Regions from separate parts of the Mus musculus genome. Here region 2 is linked to region 1. The links are chromatin contacts, found by Hi-C in ENCODE. All regions are on one chromosome and are shown on one strand. Each heading gives the region's core, a stretch centred on a gene start or an enhancer-like site at or near the end of the contact. The rest is flanking DNA. Distances are from core to core; before and after follow the strand shown.

What was found. Hi-C counts contacts between places; a loop is a spot of excess contacts on that map.
Region 2: a map of left cerebral cortex shows a loop between it and region 1 (2.4-fold over the local background). The contact joins the promoter of Nkx6-1 here to the promoter of Gpat3 in region 1. A Hi-C loop is called at or near these places in 3 of 37 maps with a recorded cell type or tissue (left cerebral cortex and mouse embryonic stem cell).

What each region holds. Positions count from the first base shown.
Region 1 is chr5:100,843,066-100,849,939 of GRCm38, forward strand. Gpat3 (glycerol-3-phosphate acyltransferase 3) reads left to right here and starts at 3,164. Exons shown (of 13, transcript NM_172715.3): 1 at 3,164-3,296; 2 at 3,590-3,883. The coding sequence starts at 3,743. It overlaps Gm46917 (a long non-coding RNA gene), which reads left to right and starts at 4,494. Exons shown (of 2, transcript XR_001784903.1): 1 at 4,494-5,144; 2 at 5,612-5,899. It also overlaps a transcript of Abraxas1 not described here.
Region 2 is chr5:101,660,790-101,667,663 of GRCm38, forward strand. Nkx6-1 (NK6 homeobox 1) reads right to left here and starts at 3,922. Exons shown (of 3, transcript NM_144955.2): 1 at 2,773-3,922; 2 at 1,045-1,217. The coding sequence starts at 3,445.

The DNA of each region.
Region 1 (6,874 bases), core at 1,914-4,413:
TGGTGAATGCCTTTAATCCCAAGCCTCTGAAGGCAGAGGTAAGTTGATCTCTGTGTTCAAGGAAAGCCTGATATACATAGCAATTTCCAGGACAGTCAGAGCTATAGACAGCCCCTGTCTAAAAACAAAACAAAATAAAAAGACAAATCTCAAAGCAAACAAGAAAAGACCAATGAGAGAAAGAGAGAGAGAGAGAGAGAGGATAAAAAGTGACTTTTCTTTTCCTCTCTAATCTTAGGGCTACAGCTCATGATAGAGCCTTGGCTTAGCATGTGCAAGGCCTTGGTGTTGTTAGTATTGCAACAACCAACCAACCAACCAACCAACCAGGAAGAGCGCTGCTATGTGATTTTATTTGAACCCAGGGCCTTGCGCATGAGCTCTCCTAGTAAGGAGCATTCTCAGGCTGCCTCCCCTCTTCCCTCCCTTCCTTCCCTCCCTCCTCTTCCTAGGCAGGGACTAGATATATAGACTTGTTTCCATATCTGCTACATCTGACTACCCCTCCCTGCCATGGAACACATAGGGTGGACTACTGTCTGTCATTGGGCTTAGGGAAAACAAACAAACAAACGAACAAACAAACCCAAAAGTGGGGAAAAAAAAAAAACGGGCAGTGGTGGCGCACACCTGTAATCCCAGCACTTGGGAGGCAGAGGCAGGTGGATTTCTGAGTTCAAGACCAGCCTGGTCTACAGAGTGAGTTCCAGGACAGCTGGACTGTGCAGAGAAACCCTGTCTCAAAAACAACAACAACAAAAACAAAAAACAAAAAAAATGGAGCTCTTATCCTTCAGTTGAACATCTGACCCAAAGTACTGCACGTGTAGGAAGAGCCTCTCTGGAACTCTATCTATCTGTATTAAAGTCAGACTGCAGAACTGAATCCACAACTGTCGTCCACCCCACCCTGAGGTCTCACAGTCTGTCCCAGAATAAAAGACTTAAGTAACAGAACCACACCAGACAGATTCCTATCTGTTCCTTGAGTTCATTCAAATACTAGAAAGATGCCCAGTATGTGAACAGGGACAGAGACTAGAGTCACAGAAACCACAGAACTCTTGGAACATCAGCAGCTGGAAGAGGAAGGATTCTCCCTAGAGCTCTTGCGGGCAGCCTGACTATGTATTACAGCATCTTAGTTTCAGACTTCTGGCTTCCATAAAGGTGGAAGCTCCAAGTGTGATCTGTTAAGGCAGGGGAGTCCTCACTGCAGGAAGGGGTTTCTGAGGAGGTAAAGTGCTGAACCTCTGCTTTTCTAAGGTTGCCAAGGTGAGCCTGTGTCTTTTAGGAGGCTTTGTGACATTGCTGGGGTGTGTGGGGGTGGGTAAGACATTCCTAAACAAAGCCCCAAACCAAAGCGTTCACACCTTTGATTATGAACAACAAGCCTTCCTGGGCACTGGGGTGTTTGTGTGCTGAGCAGAAACAGGGGGCCTCCTGTTTGTTTCCTCTGCAGGGTGAACAAGGGAGCAGCCCTTAGTCACTTCAGCTGGAGGGAATAATAGAGGTTAAATATTTTATTGGAACATTAACTGAGCTAATAAACCCTAGCTTGTGGCCTAACTATATAAACCACACATGCGCTCAGAGATATGTTGGCCAGCTTCCAGTTTCCTTCTGCACATACATAGAGGTTTATTTGATTTTTAGATGGTGTCTAAGAAAGCCCATGCTGGACTTGAACTCCTGATCCTCTTGTTTCTATTTCTTAAGCGCTGGGGTTACAGGTTTTCCACATAATGCCTGGTAGATGCTTTTCAAAAAATAATTTTTGTTACGTTTTATTTATTTTGTGTGTGTGGGGAGGCATGCCACCGAGCACAGGTGGGCAGGAGATAAATTGGTTCTCCCCTTATACGGGGGGGGGGGGGGGGGGTAGTGGTGGTGTCCAAAGATTGACGGGTCATCCTAGCTGACTGGCATCAGGCAACTTTGTTGATGAGCCACCTCAATGACCCCAGAAGCTGTTTTGAGAGTAAGCTCCGTTTCCTTCATAACTTCATTGTCCTCCCCTTCCCCCTTCTTAGTGGGAAAAGTGTCTTACACCTACCTGGCAGGAGGCTCAGAGAACAAACTTGTACAGTCTTTAAGGCCGGCTTCCTTCTTCCTCCACCCCTTCTGGAGGTGAGGGCAGCTTTCTCTGCAATATTTGCTGTAAATACTTTCAGTTCATTTTGCTAGCTCTCTCACTTTTTCCAGCTCCCAAACTGACTCCCGACTGTCAACAGTAAGAGTTTGGTCCTTCTAAGAATTGAGGGCCGACTCGGTGATGGTTTGGATCCTAGTCAGTCGCTTTGCAAACTGCTGCTCTCAATATCTTTTCTCACGCTTATTGTTAAAACTGGTTGTCCTGCAGTGGAATACGCGTGCAGGATTTTCCCTTCTTCGTTCTAGTAAGGCCGTTCATCACAGCGGCGTGGGACGTGGACCCCTGAGAAACTCTTAGCCAGTTAGGTGAAGGTTAGTATTTGCGCAGCGTTTTCTGCAGTCGGTGTAGGCGGATGCTAGGGAAGCTTAGACTGGAATCTCCTCCAGGGAGGGGAGTGACAAACAGCCTCTAGGGTGTCCTGTCCTCCCCTCCCCCTCGCCCGCTCACCGGTCCGCCTGCCCTTTTAAAGCAAGGTCTATAAAGGATCTACCTATTTAGTCTTAAGCTGACTGTTGGAACTCAAAACAGCCCAGACCCATCTCCTCGGAATTCTCCAGTCGCAGATTCCCGAGCGTAAGTGCTGGAATTCCAGTCTTCTGCGACACAACCGCTTGGAATTTCTGGGTCTATTTTGTGGCTAGAGAGGTGGTGGCAGAGTGGCTAAGGCGACTTGTGGAGAGAGAGAAAGCGGGCGAGCTTTCTTTCCCTGACTGCAGCTAGGAAGGAGGTAAGAGAGAGCCACGAGCCACGGTGCGCGACTGCCTCACCCTTGTTCAGTAGTTTCCTCCTCCCGAAAGCCCTTCCCAGGAGGTCGTGTTGCAGGCTCACAAACAAGATCTTCCGCAGCGATCGGGGACGTCAGCGGTCCGTTCTGTGGGTGAAGATGGAAAGTCTGCTACCGAAAGAACCTTTGCTGGGAGTGCGGGGGGGCGGGGCGGAGGGCGGCGGCTCTCTAGGCAGCAGCGCCCGGGAGACGCGGTCATGCCCCGGAGCTCCCTGTTGGGTGGCGATGGGGGTGGGGCAAGGGTAGAGTGTAGAAAAAGGGAGCCCGGCGCCCGAAAGCCACTGGCTACCCGCATAGCCCGCAGCCCACGCCGAGGTGCAGGGAACCTGCGGGGATCCTCGCTGCCGGAGGGCCTCGGTGAGTCACCGCGGGGTTGTCGCAATCGTTACCCGGAGGAAATCAGGCCCGGGGTGGGGCGCGTTCCTGGCTGCCTCCATGCACTCTGACTGCACTAGGGTGTCCCGTAGGTCACCCAGCTGGGTCTTCTCGCCAGAGACACTCAGGTCTGAGCCGGCTGCCGTGGCTACAGCTTGGCCTGGGCCTCCAGTAGAGAGTGAGCTTGCGGGGCCAACCGGGACCCAAGGGGAGGAAGCAAGGAGATCGCAGTAGTTCTGAGAGTTCTCGCCTTCCCTTTCCTCTTCGCTCCGCAGAGCTGAAGGGAACGAGGCGGGCGGCAAAGACTCCTCAGAGCCCGGCTCCGGGCTGGACGCTGTGTTTTCCGAACTGCGGCTGGACTGCCTGGGACTCTGACACCTACCGCTCTCGGCTTTCCTGGGGACCTCTTCCTGAGGGCGTGCTGAGACATGGAGGGCGCAGACCTGGCGGTGAAGCTCCTGTCCACCTGGCTGACGCTGGTGGGCGGCCTCATCCTTTTACCCTCGGCCTTCGGATTATCCCTGGGTATCTCGGAGATCTACATGAAGATCCTGGTGAAAACCTTGGAGGTGAGTGCAGGAAAGGATGTGGAGCTCCCGCTGCTCTGAGGACTTCGGATCTTGGAGTGGCAGGGGTTGAGCTTTGAACTGTGAAAGCAATTTGGGCAAGGGGGTCAGTCAGTGGTGGGAGGTCGGGGTGGAGATGGAACGGGGACCCGAGAGAATATTTCAGTTTCTGGTCTGCTGTAGTGAGAAAGACAGCCTGATACCAGTCAAGAACAGTAGCCCACCTCACAAGAATCCCTCTATCTGTATTTCTTCTTCACTACTATTTTTTTTTTTTTTTTTTTTTTTTTCTTACTAGATTAACCCCAGGACAGCCGTTTGCTGTATCAGCAGGTTTATTACCCACTATGCCTCTCGGGCTGTCACTTCACTCTTGAGTTTTTACAGCCCCAGGTTTCAGAGGTCCTTTTGTGACTACAGAGGCATCCTGTTCCACTTGGTGCCCAATATAAGACACCAAATGGCTGGGTGGCAGAGAAGAATCTGATTTTTTTTTTTTTTTTTTTTTTTTTTTTTTTTTTTTTTGGTTTTTCTGGACAGGGTTTCTCTGTGTAGCCCTGGTTGTCCTGGAACTCACTCTGTAGACCAGGCTGGTCTCGAACTCAGAAATCTGCCTGCCTCTCTGCCTCCCGAGCCTCCCGAGTGCCCGGCTGAAGAATCAGATTTTATTTTAATGTAGTCACGGGGATTTTTATCTAATCAGGTGCACTGGAATACTATCCCAAAGGTTTCTGGTCCTGGGTTTGTTTGCAGATTTCAAGGACAAAGGTGTTAGATCCAACTGAGTGGAGGGACAGGAGGGACGACATCAGCATAAGCTTATACACTCTTTTTTAGTAAAATTTAGAAGGCCACTCCAGGCCGGGAGGCAAGTGATGTGAGAATCGGAGTTCAGACGTTTGCTTGAGTTAAGTGTGACAACAGTGAATGCAGAGGCTCTGTAGGCTGTACAGCTTTGCATTGGTTTGGTACCCAAATCTCATCCCTGTTTCTCTGTATCTGATCTAGCAAGGTCATCTGATCCCTGTACCTTATAGTATTCGCCCTCAAAAGAGGGGAAACAATGCCTATTTGCATATAGATTTTGTTTTGGTTTTGAGACAGGATCTCACTCTTGGTGCCCTGGCTGGCTTTGAAGTTCTTGACAATCCACCTTCTGTTTTCTGGTGTTACAGAGTGGGACCGTCAGACTTAGCTTTCCACGTAGTTTTTAGGAGTGCGAACACATCAGTGCATTGAGTCCGTAGGAGGGCACTCGTGCATGGTGGGTGCCTTGTGTCTTTATGATTAAATGACGGGGTACGATTGCTTAGATTCTGCTGCCTTCGGTTTCTCCTGATTCTTTATTACCATCTGTAGCTGTGCACTTTTTTGACCTGTACTTTCTGCCCTCCCGTAGGACTTGGCTCTGTCCCTTGCTTTTAGCACTGGAGTGGCTCCTAGATGCACATCTCTACCTCTGCTGCTTGCTAATGCTTTCCCTTAGGCCTTTGCTGGACTTTCTCTTTGCTGGCCACTTTGTGAGTCCTTAAAATGGTTAGATTCTTTTATCTGCCCCACTCTCTCTTCCAAAATGGCATCTCACTTCTTAGCTCACACTTGCTGGCCTTGAACTTGGCTCTTGCTGCTTCAGGTTCCCAAGCACTGAGTGATGTGTGCCACCTTGTTAGCTAGCCTTCAAGGTTTTAACTTTTTTTTTTTCTCTTCTCTCTTCTTATTGCCATTACACAGTGTTGTAGTCACACTATGCTGCGGATTTTAGTTTCCTCCCTACTGGCCGTTCTTCAGAATGCTAACTCCACATACAGCAGTGATCCTCTTCAGCACTGCCTCCTGAAATGACCTAGCTGGTTTCTTGGGCAGCAGTGTCCTTTGGAGAACCAGATAAGGGGAATCACAGGCACATGCTGGCTTCCAGGTGCTCATTACTGCCTCGCTTTAATCTCCAAGGAGGGCGTCACCACCCAGTTGTTCTCGGTCGTCAAATTACTGTATTTGATGAGATGATTGCCCATCCAGGTTCTGGCTTTTGAGTTTGTTTGTCCGGGCCCCAAGCGTTTTCCATCCAGAGCAGAAACCAACGTCAGAGAAGATCTCTATTTCTCTCCACATGTGCATTGACCTTAAACCCAAGAAATACACACACGGCACACTCATCCCACACCTTGCCACAACAGTCACACCACAGCCCCCGACCATAAGCCAATCACACACATACACTCTTCATTGTCTATTGTGTGTTTACTTTAAATTTTTAAAAAAGATTTATTTTTTATTATATGTAAGTACACTGTAGCTGTCTTCAGACACACCAGAAGAGGGCATCAGATCTCATTACAGATGTTTGTGAACTACCGTGTGGTTGCTGAGATTTGAACTTGGGACCATCAGAAGAGCAGTCAGTGCTCTTAACCGCTGAACCATCTCTCCAGCCCCAAATTTTTATTGTTAATAGGCGGCTTTTTAAATGACCATACTTAAAATTCTGGAGGTTGTTTTGGGTTTGGAAGCCCGTTGAATAGCTCACTGTGGTGTCAGGTGGCTCACTGAAACCACAAGTGTAATCCTAGCATAACAGGGAAGCTGAGACAGGAGGATTGCTTCGAGCTTGAGGATGGCCTAGGCTATAGAGTGAGACCTTGTCTTAAAAAAAAATATATATATATTGTGAGCCATCTCGATGACCCATAAAAATTGTTATTATTGGGACTGGAGAGATGGCTCAGTGGCAAAGGACATTGACTGCTCTTCCAGAGGACCTGGGTTCTATTCCCAGCACCCAAGTGGCTGTTACTCCAGTTCTAAGGGGATTCCAATGCTTTCTTCTGGCCTCCTTGACCACTGTACAGATGTGGTGAACAGATGTGCATGCGCCTATACACATAAAGTAAAGAAATCTAAAACAGTAGTAGTATGAGCTGGAGAGATGGCTCAGCAGTTAAGAGCACTGACTGCTCTTCCAGAGGTCCTGAGTTCAATTCCCAGCAACCACAT
Region 2 (6,874 bases), core at 2,672-5,171, 820 kb after region 1:
GTTTTCTAATGGCCACATGAAAAGTCTCAGCTGAAATATATTGTGTGCCACTTGGCTAGCAAGAAAGTAAACCTGCAGTGGAAGATTTAATGATATCGCTCCTTAATGAGCAACAATATAACTAAAGAAAGCAGACACCCCCCCCCATGCACATCCAGAGAGAGAGAGAGAGAGAGAGAGAGGGGGAGGGAGAGAGAGAGAGAGGACAAAAGAGACCAGAGAAAACTAGGAAACCAACATACTGAATTTACCCAGCCGGCTCAATATTATTTTCAGGGGCAGATTTCTAAAATCTGGTTCCCTAGAAATGCACTATACAACTCAATTATAAGCAGAGTGACATCTTAATTACAAATTGTTGTCATAAGCTGCAGTATCTTAATTTTGCGAATAAACTTGCTTTAAACGGAATTCAATCTTATTCAATACACTAATAATCTTGTCGGCTCATTTGCAAAATTACTATTCCAAACAATCATTTTTATCTGAGCCAAAAAGCAAGTTTTATCGCTGTTAAGTTCCACTGAATTCTTCTCTCTCTCTCTCTCTCTCTCTCTCTCTCTCTCTCTCTCTCTCTCTCTCTCTCTCATCTACAAATCACTATAGAAGCGCTGTACTGCTGATCCCCGATAAGAAATTTTATATCTAACTAGGGCCTGAATTGACAAACAATGGCTTGAGTGTCTTTACAAATAAAGCAAACCGAGCTTTCTAATCGGCTCTATCTGTTCTCCGGGATATTCCTTAATGCTTTTATTCTCTGATAAAGGCGCGTTTTCCCAGCACAGGCTGCTGTCTAGATTAGCCTAATTTCTAAGGCGGGACTTGATATCTTTTGTTCACCAATAGTTTGCCTCCAAAAGACTCCAGGGCCTGGGCAACCCCCAACTCTCTCCCCGCTCCCCACTTCTCCCCAGGCTCCTCGGTGCGCACCCCCACCCATCTCAGCCCAATTTGTTAGTTTAGTAAGGGGAAAAATACTGACTCAGACGTTCGTGCACGTGCGAAGGAAGCCATCCCAGGAGGTGTCAAAGGTCCACTCACCTTGACCTGACTCTCCGTCATCCCCAGAGAATAGGCCAAGCGTGCTCTCTCTGGTCCTGCCAAGTACTTCGTTTGTTCGAAAGTCTTCTCCAGGGCGAAGATTTGCTGTCCAGAGAACGTGGGTCTGGTGTGTTTTCTCTTCCCATCTTTGTCCAACAAAATGGATCCTTGATCTGCGAGGACCGACAACAAGAGGAAGGAAGAAACAACTCGTTACCGTGCTCCACGGGAGGCGGGAGAGGGGAGCGAATTAGCAAAACTGTGCTTTGATAGCAAAAGAGCAACAATCCTTGATCTGTGTCCTGCGCCACCCCTGCGCTACCTTTTGCCAGCTACTTTTCTCCAACCAAGGTACGGTTGGTGTAGCAATAAATACTTTGTGCTTAACCATCGTGCCAATGGCTAGGGAGGCCACTGCTAAAGAGTACAGGGCAGAAAGGGGACACCCTCCTACACTAAGCAGGAGAGCATGAGAAAGGCCACCCTCGCCTCCCCATGTCAGTCTCTGAGCAGATAAGTGGTTTGGTGTGAAGGTAAACTAACTTTTTAAATTTTATATTTTGTTTTGTTTTCCTTGGCCACTTCCCTAACCTGTGCTGAGCAATAAAGGGCTCCTTGTATTTTGAGCACTTTAGGACATAACTCTTAAAGTTTGAGGCCCTTACGGGCTGGAGAAGAGACCAGAGGAGACACAGGTCTGGCAATCCCTACAATCAAGGATACAATAGTGTCTCTCAGACATTTCAATAGCTCTGAGGAATCGCCTTCCCACATAGAGCCTGACATAGTTTCCCGTTAGTCAAGTTACTGCCGCTAAATCTCAGGCAAGGAGGTCCAGAGAACCTGGACTGACTTCAGGGACTTGGTCGTCAGCAAAGAACAGAGTTGAGCCGGGCCCTGGGCGCCACCTGGGGGGAGGGGGGAAGGAGCCTTCTATCTAGGAGCTGTGACCCACTAGCCAGAATTGTCTGTCCAGACCTTGGGACAGCTGAATTGACCCAGAGCGTTTGGAGGCTACATTTTACTGGTCTGTGTCCTGCACATGTATATTTCTCATCATGTCCTCTCTTGAGTTAGTCTGTTGAGTGTCAATGCCCCTTCAGTGACCAGGGCCCTGGGATTCAGGAGTAGGGAAGACCCGGGTCCATCAATGACAACAGCCTAGTTCTGGGAACCGCTGGCACAGGTCATTCTGGACAAGTGCACTGGGAGTGGGCGAGGGAGCTGGGAGAAAAGGTGAGCTGGAGACAACCAGGGAGGGTGTGTGCAAGCAAAAGTCTGCTTTTCTCGAGGAGGTAGATAGCCAGCTGCCTTGCCTACCCTCGCGGGTTTGCCGAAAACAAGGGTCAGACTACTGAAGGAACGGGCGAGCATGGCAGGAAGGAGCCAGAAAGGAAGGGGTGCGGAGGCCTTTTCCCGCTTTCCATCCATCTGACCCAGAGCTGGCCAGGTTCAAGAACAGCCCAGACAGAAGCTCGCTTGCTGCGCTGTGTTCTGTCCAGACGCATTCTCGTTGGTGGAGCCCAGGCCTGCATGAGCCTCGGCGAGCCCAGGAAAGCGCGAGTCCCTCGCTCGCCTGCAGGGGCCCAGCCAACGGCGTGCTGTCCCGGAACTTCCAAACTAGTGTGGCGGCCAGGAGACTGACCGCCCGCAGGGGCACTGTGTGCTTCACGACCCGAGAGCAGACTTAGAAGGCAGGGACCCACCCTCCCCTCCCATAGTACTCACGGGGGGTACAGGCAAGGCGCGCGTCCCTCCACGGCGGACTCTGCATCACTCCGGGCCAGAAGATGGGCGTCCGACCGGGCAGCTCGGCCAGGGGCTTGGGGTACCGGCCCACGGCGGCCACAGCCGCGGCGCTGGGGCTAAAGTAGAGCCCGGGCGGCGGTGGCGGAGGGCTCAGGCTGCTGAAGCGGGGCAGGCCGGCCAGCAGCCCAGCGGGCGACGAGGCGGCAGCGGCGGCAGCAGCAGCGGCGGCGGCGGCCGCCGCAGAGGCCGAGGTGGCGGAGGCGGACGAGGAGGAGGAGGAGGAAGACCCGGAGGGCGAGGCGGAGGGCAGGGCGGCCCCCGAGGCCACCGGCATAGAGGGCCGGCTCAGGATGTCGTTGATGCCGTGTGGGGTGGCCGCCGAAAGCTGCTGCGGGGGACTGCCCAGGGACGAGAGGCCCCCCGCGGCCGGGGGCTTCAAGCCGCCCGGGTTATGTGAGCCCAAAGGTGGGGAGGGCGACGAGGACGAGGAGGACGAGGACGAGGAGGAGGGGGGCCCGGTGGGCAGCGGGGGATAAGCGGCGGGGTAGAGCGGGGTCTTCATCTCGGCCATACTGTGCAGGGCGGCCAGGGGCGGGCTGCTGAGCAGGAACGCGCTCTGCCGAGGGCCCTCCATCGCCCCCACAGCTAACATCCCACAGCCAGACCCGAACCCGCAGCCACGCAGGTCGGTGGCCCCGCCGGGGCTCGGGAGAACCCGAGGTGCCGGGGGCGCGCGCAAGCGAAGTGTGGATCGGCCGCGGGCTCCGGGAGCTGCGCAGCAAAAATGTCCAAACGCCCCGCGGGAGGCGGCAGGGGCGAGGGCTGCGGGGGCGCGGGCGGGCTCAGCGCTTCCTCGGCTTCGGGAGTCCCGGATTCGATCCCAGGCGCTGGTCCCTCGTTCCCGGCTCAGAGCGCTCTGCTTCTCATCTTCTCCACCCCCGCGGGAAATCAGCAAGACGTACCCCGCAGCCGACCCAGAGAGTTTGCAACAAGGTTGGGAGGCGCGGAGCGTTCGCTTTGATGTAGGAGGGCGGGGGCCGGCTCGCTCGCCTGGGGGAGCTTCAAAGCGGGCGGCGTTCCGCCCGGTGCGCGCCTCTGATCTCGCTCGGACGCTCCGCTCTCCCGGCGGCCGCGCTGCTGAGTCGCACTCACCGCTCGCCCGGGGGACAGAGCACAAACGGCCGGCGCGGGTATCGCGCCCGCCACTGCCTCGGGCCCGGCGTTACTGCGCCAGAAAGGGCAGTCAGTGACACCGCTCCGGCGGCTGGGGACTTGGTGCGCCCACGAGCCTACTTCCCCTCCGAGCCACGCGGCGCCGGACTAGCCGGATCGAAAAGGATAAAAGAAAATAAACCTAAGTATGGAAAAAGTCTGACGGGCCGGTTCCGATCGTCCGTCCTCTTCTGCAAGCCGGCCGGGAGACCCCCCCCCGTCCCACCCCCTGGCGCCCTCTCTTCCTCTCACTCTCCGCCTTTCTCTTGCCTCTCTGGCATTTCTCCTTGGCTTTCCAGGCTTGGCTCTTCCAAGCCCTGTCCTCTGGCCAAACTGACCCTCTCGGCGGCTCTTCCCTTCTCTCCTCTCTCCCTCTGGGCCTGACAGTTCGGATGAAGCTCTCAAAGGTAATAAAATATTTGCACCCCTCCCTGCCTCTCTTTAGCTGGGGGACGCAAGGGAGGGGAGGTGGGGGGCCAAAATGAGAACTTTCGAGGACGTCATTCCGGGGCGGCTCGGCGGGGCGGGACTGAGGAGCGGGGCCCGGGTCCTGGGCGTAAACACCGCCTCCAATAGCGCTCAGCTTGGGCAAGGCGTCGCTCCTAGAACACGCCCACCTGGGAGCGCCACACCTTTTGATTGGCTGAGACTAGGGAGCCATAAGGACGCGCCCTCCTAGTCCCCGCCCCAGCTTCACTTGGGCGGAGCCAAGAGGGGAGGGGCCTGGCGAAAAGAGTGGTTCCAGTCTAGAGCCAGCGGCCGGCTCAACTAATCGTGCAAAATAAAATGGAAAGGAGAAGGAGGGAGCAGGGACGAAGAGGGCATTACTTTTTAAAGAGAGGAATAATGAAAATCCAGCCCTTCTATGGAAAAGCAGTTTAAGTGCGGCTCTTCCGCCCACGCCAGCTCGCGTCATCCTCCCCCAGCTCGCGCGCGGCGCCCACCTCCAACGGTGTCTGGACCCTTGCGAAAAGGGAGCTAATGGAGCAGGCAGGAGGCATATCCCAGGCCGACTTCCTTCTTTTGAAGGGATTAATTAAAGGCCCTCTGGGCTCTTCCAGAATCGTGTAAATTGATTTGTTGTTCCTTAAGCCCGTAGATGTTTTTAAACCCCTCGCAGGCCTAAGGGTCACCCTTCACCATCTTTCCGTCTCCTGCTCTTTTCTGTTCTTTCTCCGTTCTTGTCTTCGCTCTCCCACTCCCTAGATCATTATCACTTATGAGGGGGCTCAGTACTCTGGGGATGAAATCAGCTTAATGAGAATATTTATCTCCTGCGTGGTGTCTAAACCTAACAGAAATGAGATAATTATTTTTTTAAAATCCTCCCTCTATTATTATTAGTTGGATTTATGAGGCAGGATCACTAAAATTCACAGGACAACTTTAGATAGAGGAATACCTCGGGGGAAGACAGGTAACTGTTGGAAAGTCTGGTCAAGCTCTCAACTCGGGTAGTTGAGTAAACTAGAGACGACCGACTTCTAGGCTGACATTGGGAGCGATGGTCAAAAGGGCTTTGCTCCCTCTGGCCGATCTTTAAGGTCTGCTCAGGGTTGACCAAAACCAAGGAAAAAACCTCTTTGGTCGATCTTGAGAAATCGGGCAGTTGATACACCAGTGGGGGGGGGGGGGGCGGGAAGTGTCACAGCAGAGATTTGCATCATATTATTGAGTCCAAATTTAAGGTTCAGAAAACAGAAATAGGCGATAAATGACCCAGGAATTAAAACTGAGCAGCGCCAGGGAGTTTGACTCTGAATGTCAAGCAGGAGGCCTTAAACTGGTCGGTCCCCTTACTTCTCCAAAGCTTGAGTGTTGTCAACTTGAGGTTGAGTTTGACGTGTGAGAGTAAAGCCTAGGGGTTAATCATCGCCTGCTCCTTTCATTCGCTCAGAGTCGGGGGTGGGGAAGATGATATTTGTCTTCCTCTGGCTTTCCCATCTTTATTAACTTCAAGACTTGGTTATTGCCATCATTCCGTAGAGTTTAGATCTGACCCTGGAAAAGGTGGGGCTCTGCACGGGTGGGAGATATGCTAAGCGGCCTGCCAGTCTCTAGGCTCCGGGGAGAGCTAAAGTGGGTGCTGTCTGCGCTTCCACGCCAGCCCTCTGCTACCTAAACCCGAGAAGAGCAGCCAGCCAATTTCGTGAAGCGGACAGTGGCGGGCAAGCCCCGGCTCTGTTTCTGCCGCTGGAATTTCAATGCCTCTGGCTTCCTCACAAACTACTCTCACTCGGACCCAGCATTTCCTCCGTGGCACACGATCAGCCAGAGCTCGAATTTTGGGCCTCCTGCGATCTGCTCATGTCCACCGGGAAAGGGACTAGGTAGGAACCGAGAAAACCGAACCTAAGTGTATTGGAAGTTCTTTCCTCAAAAGTAGCTATCTTTGTAGTTACTGTAATGGGGAATGGGTTGGTAAATTGATCGGTTTTTTTTTCTATTGAGAATTTAGTATCTGGTATTGGGGAGGGGGTGTCAAAAAAGAAAATAGACCGGAGAGAGACAGACAGAGACACAGCGAAAGACAGAGAAGGACACACAGGGACAGAGAGACAGAGAAAGACAGAGAGATAGACAAAGAGAAAGACAGAGACACAGAGAAAGACAGAGAAAGTGGGGAAGGGGGAGGAGAGAGAGAGAGAGAGAGAGAGAGTCAACTCCAACTTAACTGTGCTCCGTAGTTACAAAGCTGGTTTTGAAATGAAGACATCTCATCCGTTGAGTCTCTGTCATTCATAATTCATAATTTAAATAGTATGATTCCCAATTCTAACAATAAAAAATGATGGGGACTGTGTACCTCGATCCTTAAGGGGTGTCTAAATTCTTCAGCGGCAGCGGCAATGGCAGCTTGTTTTCCGAC